2 separate regions of the Homo sapiens genome follow, and region 2 is linked to region 1. Evidence: read pairs that join two places in POLR2A ChIA-PET (ENCODE). Cell type or tissue: Panc1. All regions are shown on one strand. Each heading gives the region's core, and the rest is flanking DNA. Links, peaks and the distances in the headings are about the cores only.

Region 1 (5,691 bases), core at 443-5,442:
CTTGAACCCAGAGGCGGAGGCTGCAGTGAGCCGAGGTTGTGCCACTGCACTCCAGCCCGGGCGACGGAGCAAGATTCCATCTTAAAAAAAAAAAGAATTCTGAATGACGTATATAGATAAGCCCCCTTGATGAGGGGACCATAACTACCCCCACACCCGGTGTGGGCTGCATATGGTGCCATCCTGCCAGGGAGGACAGTGTGGAAAAGGGGGAAAGGGGACGTCATGGTGGAGACACCTCACCAGTGACAGGGCCAGCATCGGCAGGAAGGTGTGTGGACAGCGTGTAATCTCGTATGACATCATGAGAATGGCATTTACCTCCGTGGTCTTCCTCCCAAAGGCCCATAATCCTGAGAGAAACATCAAATGAATCCCAGTTAAAGGACATTTTACAACACAGCTGACCAGTGTCCAAACTGTCAAGGTCATAAAAAGCAAGTTTGAGAAACGGTCACAGCACGGAGTAGACTAAGGCGCCAGGAGACTCATGTAACACGGGATCTTGGGACAGATAAGTGACACCGGGGAACAACTGAGGAGATCTGAACCCAGTGTGGACTTCAGTTCACAACGAGGTATGGATACGGGTCCTCTAGTTACGACAAATGTACCCGGTTAATGCCAGACGGTGACGTAAGGGGAAACTGCTTCTGGGGAACAAGGGAACTCTCTGTATCAGCTTCACAACTTTTCTATAAATCTAAACTATCCTGAAATTTAAAAGGCCACATAGATTTTGCATGTTTTCCAGTACGAACTGGGAGGTCATGTGAAAAACTACAAATGGTTGTTTATCAGTGCTGACATGACACAAGATGCTGGATTTCTTAATTTTTTTCTCGTCACTTTCATTATATAATAAAAAGCTATAAAGGAAGAAAGAGATCGTCCTGGCACAGCATCTGGTGGTTAGACCGGGCAACCACACAATTGATCATCCAAACCAGGCCACTTGGAGACAGAAAGGGGCCGCTGTGAGGAATGGCACCGATCAGCAGGCAGGAAGCAGATGTCCCAGGCGACCCCGGGGCATGGTGGCCACAGAGGCAGGACTCGCAGGCCCGCGCCCTCTGGGACGCCGAAAGCCTCTGCGGCTCTGGAAAGGAGTGTCAGGGCCAGTGGGGAGACCACGGCAGGGGGTGCAGGGAAGGAGAGGCAGCCCAGAGACAGGGAGGCGGACATCGCCACAGACAGAGGCCAAGGCCTGGGCACAGCTCTGCCCAGTGTCCTCTCCTGCCACTGACTCACCACCCCTTTCACCTTTTGTTTCCTTGTGGTGCCCGAGCAGGTGCAGCTTCTGGGCGGGTGACAGTCACGGCTTAGGCCCCTTCCTTCCTGCGCCTCTGGCTGCTGTGGCTCTGGGGAAGGGGCACCAGGACCCAATGACAGAGGACTCCCCTCCTGCTTGGCTCCCACCCCACACCCTCTGCAGGACATGCCCCAGCCCCTCCTCCGTGGCCATCCCCAGCGTGTCCAGGGCAGCCAGTCCTCGCTGCCACCCCACCGGTGCCTCCGCCCCCGCTGCCAGCAGACCCCGAAGATCCACCGAAGGGCCTGCTGTGGCTGTGCCTGGTTAGCCCACCCTGGGTTTTCCAATTGCCACCTACAATTCCCAGCCCCACCAGGGGCCACGCCAGCCCCGGTACTAGCTGGGCCACGCACTCTGGGGCTGGGGTCCCAGGGTCCAATGCTTTCTTCAGAACAGATTTTTTTTCCTCCCCTTTTCCTTTGTATCTTTCTTCCTATTTCATCTTTTTCCCTCTTTCAGTCATGTGCTAACTTTACAGATTATCTTTTCTGCCTTTGGAGATAAAACATCACTTCAGACACACAAGATGACTGATGTTTACAAGAAAAAGGAAAAAGAATTGGGGGCAAAATAAACAAAGACCCTGGCAGTCACAGGTGCGTCCTCCAGGGGCAGTGCAGGAAGCCCTGAGCCAGAGCTCCGAGACTCCCCGGCGAAGCCCCCGTAGTCAGGGGCCCGCCCCGCGGCCAGCAGCAGGTGCACACCCGCCTGGTCTCTGGGGCTTTATTTTCCAAACTCAGGAAGATGTTGACTCCACTCCAACTTCCTGTTTGTTTGTTCTCAAGTACAAACAGCCTTCCCTCCAAGCTCTTTCAGTTTCAAAGCTCAGAAGATGCTTTGTGTCTCCTGGGGTCTTGGTGCTCTGCGGCAGCAACCCGGGTACACTGGCTGGTGCTTGGCCATTTGGCTAAACTGGGGTTAGAGGTGGCTGAGAGAGAACTTGTGTGATGCTGGCAGGTGGCAGGCAGCAGCACCACTCCCTGAAGGTCACGCTTCCAACTCGTCCCTGCTCTCCCGGCCCCATGTCCAGCTCTTCCAAACAGCCCGGCCGACCCGCAGCAGCCCTAGCCCACCCCCAGATGCGGAGACTTCACCCTGTGTGGTCCCTCCCCTGAATCTGAGCTGGGCCTGTGACTGGCTCCAACCAGCAGAAAGCAGTCAAAGTGACACGGTGCCAGCCCAGGCCTAAGCCTCAAGAAGGCCCGGCATCTTCTACTCTGCGTCTGTGGGCGCCCTGGGGCCTCTCAGGAATTCCTCCTGCCCCAATGTGGGGCCCAGTGGGGCGAAGAAGCCGAGACTCTGAGGACGGCTGTGGTGGTGTGAGACAAGTCCACAGGTCCCACGGCAGCCCCTTCCGATGCGGGGTCCAGCTCCCCTCCCCTGAGGATGAGCTGGACTTGCTCACTTGCTCCTAACAGGACATGCTGGGAGGAGCCTGTGGCTGAGATCCTCGCTGTGGCTTCTCGCTCCTGCTCAGCTCACTGGGGAGGGAGGGAGGGGAGCGCCCTGTGTGGGGTCACCGGGGAGTTGAGCGCCGTGTGTGGGGTCACTGGGGGGGAGTTGAGCGCCGTGTGTGGGGTCACTGGGAGGGAGTTGAGCGCAGTGTGTGGAGTCACCCAGGCAGTGTGTGGGGAAGCTCCCTTTGCAAGGAACAGAGGCCTCCATCCAGGAGCCACATGGGGAAGCTGGCCTGGAAGTGGTCGCTCCAGTCCCAGTCAAACCTTCAGGTGACAGCAGCCCCAGCTGCCATCTTCACCGCAGCCTCATGAGAGACACCAAGAGGATGCACCGGCTAAGCCACTCCTGAATCACCGACTCAGAAACGATAAGATGGAGCTCACTGTGGGCCACTAGGCTATGAGGAAATTCATTAAGCAGCATGGATAGCTAATCTACTAGCAGAACTGAGACCCCAGAACAAGACCCAGCAGCACAGACAGCTAATCCACCAGCCAAGAGTGGAACTGAGACCCCAGCAGCATGGATAGCTGATCCACCAGCCAACAGTGGACTGAGACCCCAGCAGCATGGATAGCTGATCCACCAGCCAACAGCGAACTGAGACCCCAAGACAAGACCCAGCAGCACAGACAGCTAGTCCACCAGCAGAACTGAGACCCCAGGACAAGACCCAGCAGCACAGACAGCTAATCCACCAGCCAACAGTGGACTGAGACCCCAGCAGCATGGATAGCTGATCCACCAGCCAACAGCAAACTGAGACCCCAAGACAAGACCCAGCAGCACAGACAGCTAATCCACCAGCCAACAGTGGACTGAGACCCCAGGACAAGACCTAGCAGCATGGACAGCTGATCCACCAGCCAACAGCGAACTGAGACCCCAGGACGAGACCCAGCAGCATGGACAGCTGATCCACCAGCCAACAGCAAACTAACTGAGACCTCAGGACAAGACCCCTGGGGAGGTTTGCACCAGCCCGCAGCTCTCTGAGCCGCTCTGGCCGAGGTGCCGTGTACATGGATGAGGGAGCCACGGTGGACATTCTGGTCCCACAGACGTCATGCAGAGCAGAGACACCCGTCCCCACTAGGCCCTGTCCAAATTCCTAGCCCACAGCATCGTGAGAAACCACAAGGAGGCTGATAAGTCACTAGTGTAGGGTAGTTTACTAGCAGCAACAGAAAAGTGGAACAATGTGTCCCCTGGGCACGAACAGGACCCGGTTTGAGAAACGCGGTGCCAGGACCCCGAGCCCTGTTATTGGGCACAAGAGCCGCCAGGAACAGCTTTCCCACAGCGAACAGAGGCTCTGAGGTCAGACGTCACAAAGTGACTGAGGACGGGACCCAGGGCGCTGGCACAGGGAGAGGCAGAGGTGCATGGAGTAGGCGGCACCAAAACCCCCGCGGACTCCTGCTCACATCCCAGCATCGTGGTCAAAACAAGACAAATGTCATCCTTGCCAAGGCCCCAGAATGCGTGCAACGCCCGTGCTAGACTCCTGCAGACATTCCAAACACAGAGGCGCCTCTCTCCTGCTCTATCACACTTTCTGCCTTCTGCGTTCGGAGGACGGAGAGTCATGATGTGAATTCAAAAGAGGAGAAACCTTTGCAAAGTCAACTTTCTAAATCACTGTGAGAAATGGAATGTGCTCGGTTCCTATTTTTAATAAATTGGGGGCGACACTGACTCCCACCTACACCATCTCCTTGGCTTCAGAACTTAAATAACATCGAGATGGGTTTCCACAGGATTGGCAGGGCCGGAGCCCAGAAGGAAGCATGGCAGAGACCATGGGGGCTCCCTCCTCACAGGTGGAGAAGTGGGGTGAGAGGAGGCTGGATGGAATCTGGGGGGGACAAAGCCAGGCCAGGGCAAGCACCTCCGTCTGCACTCCTGCCCAGCCATGCTGATCTCTGCAGCAGCCTTGATTTTTAAAACAATAGATTTCAAATCAATGAGGAAACTGTTTTCTGATGAAGCAGGCATACCATACAAATAACAATAATTGTATTGCTTATAGCTTTCCCCAAACTGTCTCAAGTTCTGATCTTTATCATCAATCAGCAGGTTGGTCTGCCTGTATACTGGGAGAGGGGAGGGGCCTGCGTCTCTGCCCACGCCCAGGGCAGGCAGGAGACCTGTAAGGAAGCGCTCCAGGCACAGAGATACCACCCCGGGTGGCCACTCGCCCCCATTGACAGCCAGAGCCGAACAAGGCGGCATCCCACTCAGGAGGGTGGCTGAGAAGACCAAGGTCTCGCCACGTGCCCAAGTATTAGTCAGCAGCAGCAGGAGAAATGGTGGTTCACAGAGCTTTATTTTTATCTCCAGTTATACACAGACAGCAGAGAGGGAGGTTCAGAGAAACACACAGCTCAACGGAGCTTTTTAGGTGAGGAGGAAAATCTGGCTGGGAAGGGAAATGACACCAAGTAGAAGGCCTGGTCGTCCACTAACGTGAGCCCAGATTCAGCTCTGAGCTTCCCAACACCAAGTAGAAGGCCTGGTCGTCCACTAACACGAGGTCCGATTCAACTCCAAGCTTCCTAACGCCCAGTAGAAGGCCTGGTCCTCCATTAATATGAGCCCAGAATCAGCTCTGAGCTTCCCAACACCAAGTAGAAGGCCTGGTCCCCCACTAACGTGAACCCAGATTCAGCTCCGAGCTTCCCGACACCAAGTAGAAGGCCTGGTCCTCCACTAATGTGAACCCAGATGCAGCTCCGAGCTTCCCAACCAGGAAGAGACAGGGTCAGGGCCACAGGGCACAGGCCCTTACTTGATGTAAGAGCCGAGGGGCTCAAGAGGAAGTCTGGGAAGCTGCTCTGAGTGGTCCTGCAGGGCCTGGCCTGGAACCCGGGTTCCTCCCTAGGAGGGTCCTGCCTGACACAGCTGGGAGCGCCCGTTAG
Region 2 (5,691 bases), core at 290-5,289, 150 kb before region 1:
CCACCCTACCCCTACCCCCCCACCTCACCCCTGCCCCACCTCACCCCTGCCCCCACCCCGCCCTACCTCACCCCTGCCCCCACCCCACCCTACCTCACCCCTGCCCCCACCCCGCCCTACCTCACCCCTGCCCCCACCCTGCCCTACCTCACCCCTGCCCCTCCCCTCCCCCTCCCCCACCCCCACCACCTCCCCTCCGCCCTTCCCTGCCCTGTCCTTCCCCACCCCCTCTGCCCACCCCGTGGCCACTCACCCCTACCTGTCCTCTGTGCCTTAGGACATTGTGGTTGCGGAGCTGATGAAGAAGCTGGACATCCTGGGCGATAACGCCGTAAGTGTATGTCGCTCTCCTGGCTTGTGCATGCCTCTTACACCCACAACCCCCAGCCCAGCCCCTCTGGGGTCCAGGAGGCCCTGCCAGCCTCCCACAGCCCTGCCATGGGCCACCCTGCCTGAGACCCTCCACTAGGCCCAGAGCCTGCTCAGAATCGGAGCCTTCCTCACACTGCTCCAGGGCCCACTGGGGCCTCTGCTGTGCACACCTGGTTCTTCCAGCTGATGGCACTTCCCATCACATTGCCCAGCTTCTGGGATCTCTCAGCCCTTCCATACTTGCCATGAGGATAGGGGGCTGTTGCTCTTAGACAAACCAAGACCCTTAGGGGTTCCACTTCCTTGGCTTGGGGGAAAAGCAGACTCTATAGATAACTCCTAAATTTCATTTGGGGCAGAGTTCCAATTTCTATAGCAAACTCCTTGAAAGAATGTTAATTACTGAGTGGGCAAAATAATGCACCTCTTCATCCCAATTTTCATCCGCCCATTACTAATCCTCTGCTCTCCATCCATTTATTCCCCATCAATGCACCATCTACCTAGCCCTTCATTCATGCTCTGTCTTATATCCATCCATCTATCTATCCTGTGTAATCCATCCATCCATCCTCCATAATCCATGTATCCATCCTCCACAATTCATTTATCCGTCCTCCATAATCCATCTATCCGTCCTCCATAATCCATCTATCCGTCCTCCATAATCCATGTATCCGTCCTCCATAATCCATGTATCCGTCCTCCACAATTCATTTATCCATCCTCCATAATCCATCTATCTGTCCTCCACAATTCATTTATCCGTCCTCCATAATCCATCTATCCATCCTTCATCCTTCATCTATCCTTCATCCATCATCCTTAATCCATCCATTTATCCATCATCCACAATCTGTCCATCCATCCTCCATCTATCTATCATCCATCATCCCTAATCCATTCATTCTCCATCCTCCATCTGTCCTCTATCCACCATCCTCCATCCATTCCTTCTCCATCTACCATCCTCTACCCATTAACCTTTCACCCATCCATCCATCTCCCATTCATCCTCCATAATCCATCTATTCATTCTCCATCCATCCTTCCTTCATCCTCCATTCATTCATCCATTCTCCAAAATCCATCAATCCATCCACCCTCCATAATTTATCTATGCATCCTCCATCATTCATTCATTCATCCATCCTCCATAAGCTATTTATCCATCTTTCCATCCTTCATCCTTTATCCTTCCACCTATCCACATCCCCTCCCTCCATCCATCCATCTATCCATCCCTCATCCTACCTTCATTGACCTTCCACTTCCTCCATCCAGTGCTCTGCATCCGAGGACTCCCTTCTCCCCTTGCCTGCCCAGCCCCTGGGGAGCAGTGAGGCACAGGGCAGGGGTACTTTCAGCAGGGAGGCTCTGGGTGTGGGTCTGCTTCTCTCAGAGCTGGGGGCTCCACTGTGGTCATAGGTGGCCGAAGAGCCACAGCAGGGTGGCCGTGGACCTGACATCTCTGGGGTCCAGTCCTGGGTATCAGCCCCATCATGAGGTCTTGGGAACTGTATTGGGCAACTCTGATTCACAGTTGGAGAAGCTGAGTCCCCAAAGGCACTGCCCAGGGTCACAGAGCTGATGTAGTGGCAGAGTTGGGGGTACCCAGCCCCACCCAGGCCTATTTCAGGGTTCCTGCCCAGCCCCATAGCTGTCCACCAAGAGTGCCACTGAGTGTGACAGCCCTGCAGTCATCATGCAGCCTCTGAGGCCATTGTCACAGAGCCCAGGGACAGAGGAGGTTGGATACTGGAGGGCTCATGGCCAGGCTTAAGCTCAGGGGACCTGTGGAGATGCTGGGGAGCTCTTGACAGTGGGCTGACAGTGGCCCTTCAAGCCTGGCTGTGCAATCAGTGTTGACTTCACATGCAACTTGTGGTTTAATCACATCTGGGTAGATTCCCTCAGTCACCCTGAAGCCACCTGCTCAGCCTCCCCAACTTAAAGTGTTGGGAGAGGTCTGTGGCCTGCCCAGCCCTGCCATGGGAGAAGGGAGCAGGGCAGGAGAGATGAGGGCACCTGGCCCCAGCCATGCAGGATGAGGTTCTTGCCTGAGTCAGGAGTGCAGCTGGCCCCCACCATGGACTACAGACTGAGCCTGACTCCCCCCTGTGGGAGACCCTGTGCAGACTTTGGGGTTGGGGGACAGCAAGAGATGCCTGCTGTTAGGGAGCTTGCACTCTAGGGAGAGAATGGCATGGACAGGGCTTTTGGAGTGAGCTGGCAAGAATCAGAGAGGCCCCACGAGCTGGAGTCAGGCAGCCCTGGTCTGGATGCAGGCTGCAGCAGAGTCTGAGAGTGTGAGGTGCCCACATCGAAAGCCATAATCACTCTACCCAGAAGGGCCACCCAGGGGCCCCTCGGTTGGGGAGGAAGCATGAATAAAACATGCATAAAAGAGACAAAACCTTCCAGGGATTCAGCCATTTCACAGCCATGAACATGTGGTCTCTCCTCCACTGTTCCCAAGTGGTGTTTTAATAACCACAGGTGCATATGCAGAGGCTGGCTTTAAACACAGAAGGGGACAGAGGCTGGGCAGAGCAGCAGCCACTGCTGGGGATGTATTGGTGGCCTGCCTGCATTGAGCAGCGCATACGCATCTGCCTCAGCTGGTTACCTAGACCTGGTGATTACCAGCAGAGGGAGAATGAGAGAAAACAAAATCGGCAGCACCCGGAGGGAACAAGCTCAAGTCAAGGGTGTCAGAGATGCTGGGAGGGAGATGTCAGTCAAAGCACTTTTTAGCTCTGGCCCCCACCCAGGCGTCCCCAGTCAGCCTCCCCAGTCAGCTTCCCCATGCATCCATCACTCACCCTCACCCCCAAAGGCACTGCTTCTGACCGCACCTGTGTTCTGCTTTTGGGTGCAGAACCTGACCAATGAGGAGCAGGTGGTTGTCATACAAGCCAGGACAGTCCTGACCTTGGCCGAAAAGGTAACAGCAGCTGTGTGGACAGTCGGGAGAGGGCCGGGCTCCTGGGGTCTCCTGCCCTGCTCAGCTCAGAGGTGGTGATCTCGGGAGGAGGGCCTGCAGGGCCGGGTTTGGGGGGTCCACTAAGCCCCGTCTGCCCTGGGAGATCTGACACACTCAGGTCAGACAGCACCCACTGTGCATCTTTGCAAAGGACAGATTCGGCTCCACTTTGCTCTGTCACCAACCCTGTCTGCGTTTCCTCCCAAAGGCGGGAAGGTATGGTGAGTCTGCAGGCAGCGTTCTCTGTTCAACTTACCCTGACCCCCTTCTGGGGCCACCCAGCCCACTACCTGCTCCTAGTCCCACCCCTAGCCCTGACCTGCCTGGTGAGCTGGGCCTCCCACAGCAAGGAGAAGGGGTGCTCCTGGCACATAGGGGTTTGGAGAAACAGGCCACCCCTCCCCGCCTGTCCTGGCAGAGCTCTGCAGATGTGTCTCTCCTACGGTGCCCCAAGCTAGTGTCCCTCCTCTCCTGGAGAAGGTGTCAGGGGTAGACTTCCTGGACACCTGGAGGGTGGGAGGGGTGGGGCCATGATGCCAGCGCAGCCTCAACTCCCTGGAGAGGGCTGTGCTCTCCCCTCCCTAAGGAGAAGAGGAAGGAAGACCCAGGCTGTCCTGGCTTTTCTCCCAGCTGTCTCCACGAGCCGGGGTGGGGGACCCTAGGGGTCACTGTCCTGCTTGTTCTGTTTGTGTCCAGTGGCTCCAGCAGATTGAGGAGACAGAGGCGGCGCTGCAGCGGAAGATGGTGGATCTGGAGAGCGAGAAGGTTGGTGGCACCTTCACCGAGGTTCTGCGGCTCGGTGCTGCAGGTGGGACATCCGAGACCGAGGCATGGCCCTCCTGTGTTTCAGGAGCTGTTCAGTAAGCAGAAGGGCTACCTGGACGAGGAGCTGGACTACCGGAAACAGGCCTTGGACCAGGCCAACAAGGTGAGAGGCACGAGACTGCTGGAACCCCGGGGAGGGGCACTGGGCTGAAACGGCCACGTGGCTCAGGTGCCCAGCAGTGCCTCAGGTGCCCATGTGGGCCAGGTCGCAGGGCCCCTAATGGCCCCTAATGACACCTGCACAGCAGGCTCTGGCTCTCCAGAGCTGCCTGATGGGGTCTTCACTTGGAGCTTCATAAACGGAGCAGGATTAGTTGAGGAGGCCTAAACCCACACTGTGCAGTGAGAATGTTCTACAGCCTTTGTGCAGGTCACTCAAGCACAGAAACATGCCCGGATTCCTGAAGGCCATCCAGGTGTTGGTGTGGGCTGGTGTCTACCTCCCACCCTTCCCCTGAGGAACTGGAGAAACTGGTGGCTGTTCTGGGACAACAGCCTGCTCACTAGTGGGAGGTGTGGTCTTGTTCTATTTCATCTGGTGTGGCTGGGAGGAGCATAGGACGTTTCTAGGTTGAAAACTAGGCTTCAGAACTGGGTTCCCCGCTGGGAGCTACTTCCCCCGTGACTGCACAAGCAAAATCATCTGTCCCTGCTGGACTCCTATCACGTGACGGAAGGTACGACCAGGAGGATATCAGGCCATGTTGTGGAAAGACAAGTGTCACCACCAAGAGGTTCACCTCGGGACCCAGCCCAGCAGGCAGGGTCTTGACCCTCATGCCTGTGAGGAGACCTGCTTGGCTACTCAAAGCAAGGGAAAGTGGGCTGGGATGAAAATGCTCATTCCTGGGGCCAAGTTCAGCCTGGGAACTCTCAGAGTGATAGTGATGATAATGGTGATGATGACAATGGTGGTGGTGATGATTGTGCTGGCAATGGCAATGGTGATGGTGGTGGCGGTGGTGGTGGTGATGGTGGTGATAGTGGTGGTGATGATGATGGTGATGATCGTGATCATGATGACGGTGGTGGTAGTGGGATGGTGATGATGGTGATTATGATGGTGATAATGGTTATCATGATGGTGATCATGATGGGGATGATGGTGATTATGATGATGATGATAATGGTTATGGTGATGATGATGGCAATGATCATGATGACATGGTGGTAGTAGTGGTAATGGTGATGCTGCTGGAGGTAGTGATGATGATGGTGGCGATGATGGTCATGATGATGGTGATGGTGGTGATATGGTGGTGATGATCATGACAGTGGTGGTAGTGGTGGTGATGATGGTGATCATGATGGTGACAATAGTGATCAATGATGATGGTGATGATGGTGGTGGTGGTGATGAGGATGGTAATGATAGTGTTATAATGACAGCCTACTCAAGAGCCTTTCCTATGTGGCAGGCACTGGTCTGGCCAGCCAGGCACAGAAGCTGGTGACCTGCCCAAGGACACGCAGTCAGAATGAAGGCAGGAGTCGAATGTCAGCATTCT

The links. Peaks named below come from ENCODE experiments on the same cell type or tissue, not always from the same donor. Only the 100,000 strongest peaks of a DNase experiment are listed, where the experiment ranks them.
Region 2: POLR2A ChIA-PET joins it to region 1 with 14 read pairs; 3 of 35 experiments call an interaction of 5 or more read pairs at or near these places.

What each region holds. Positions count from the first base shown.
Region 1 is chr10:132,295,800-132,301,490 of GRCh38, forward strand. All of the region lies in intron 1 of STK32C (serine/threonine kinase 32C), which reads right to left. Among named protein-coding and RNA genes, the nearest start is that of STK32C, 9.3 kb to the right of the region's middle. RefSeq lists a silencer at 2,053-2,216. In Panc1, for the core only: no CTCF peak of the experiment used is centred there; no DNase peak of the experiment used is centred there; H3K27ac peaks cover 1,228 bases.
Region 2 is chr10:132,149,705-132,155,395 of GRCh38, forward strand. It overlaps JAKMIP3 (Janus kinase and microtubule interacting protein 3), which reads left to right. Exons shown (of 24, transcript NM_001323087.2): 16 at 278-337; 17 at 3,254-3,319; 18 at 4,055-4,123; 19 at 4,209-4,286. Among named protein-coding and RNA genes, the nearest start is that of JAKMIP3-AS1, 34 kb to the right of the region's middle. In Panc1, for the core only: no CTCF peak of the experiment used is centred there; no DNase peak of the experiment used is centred there.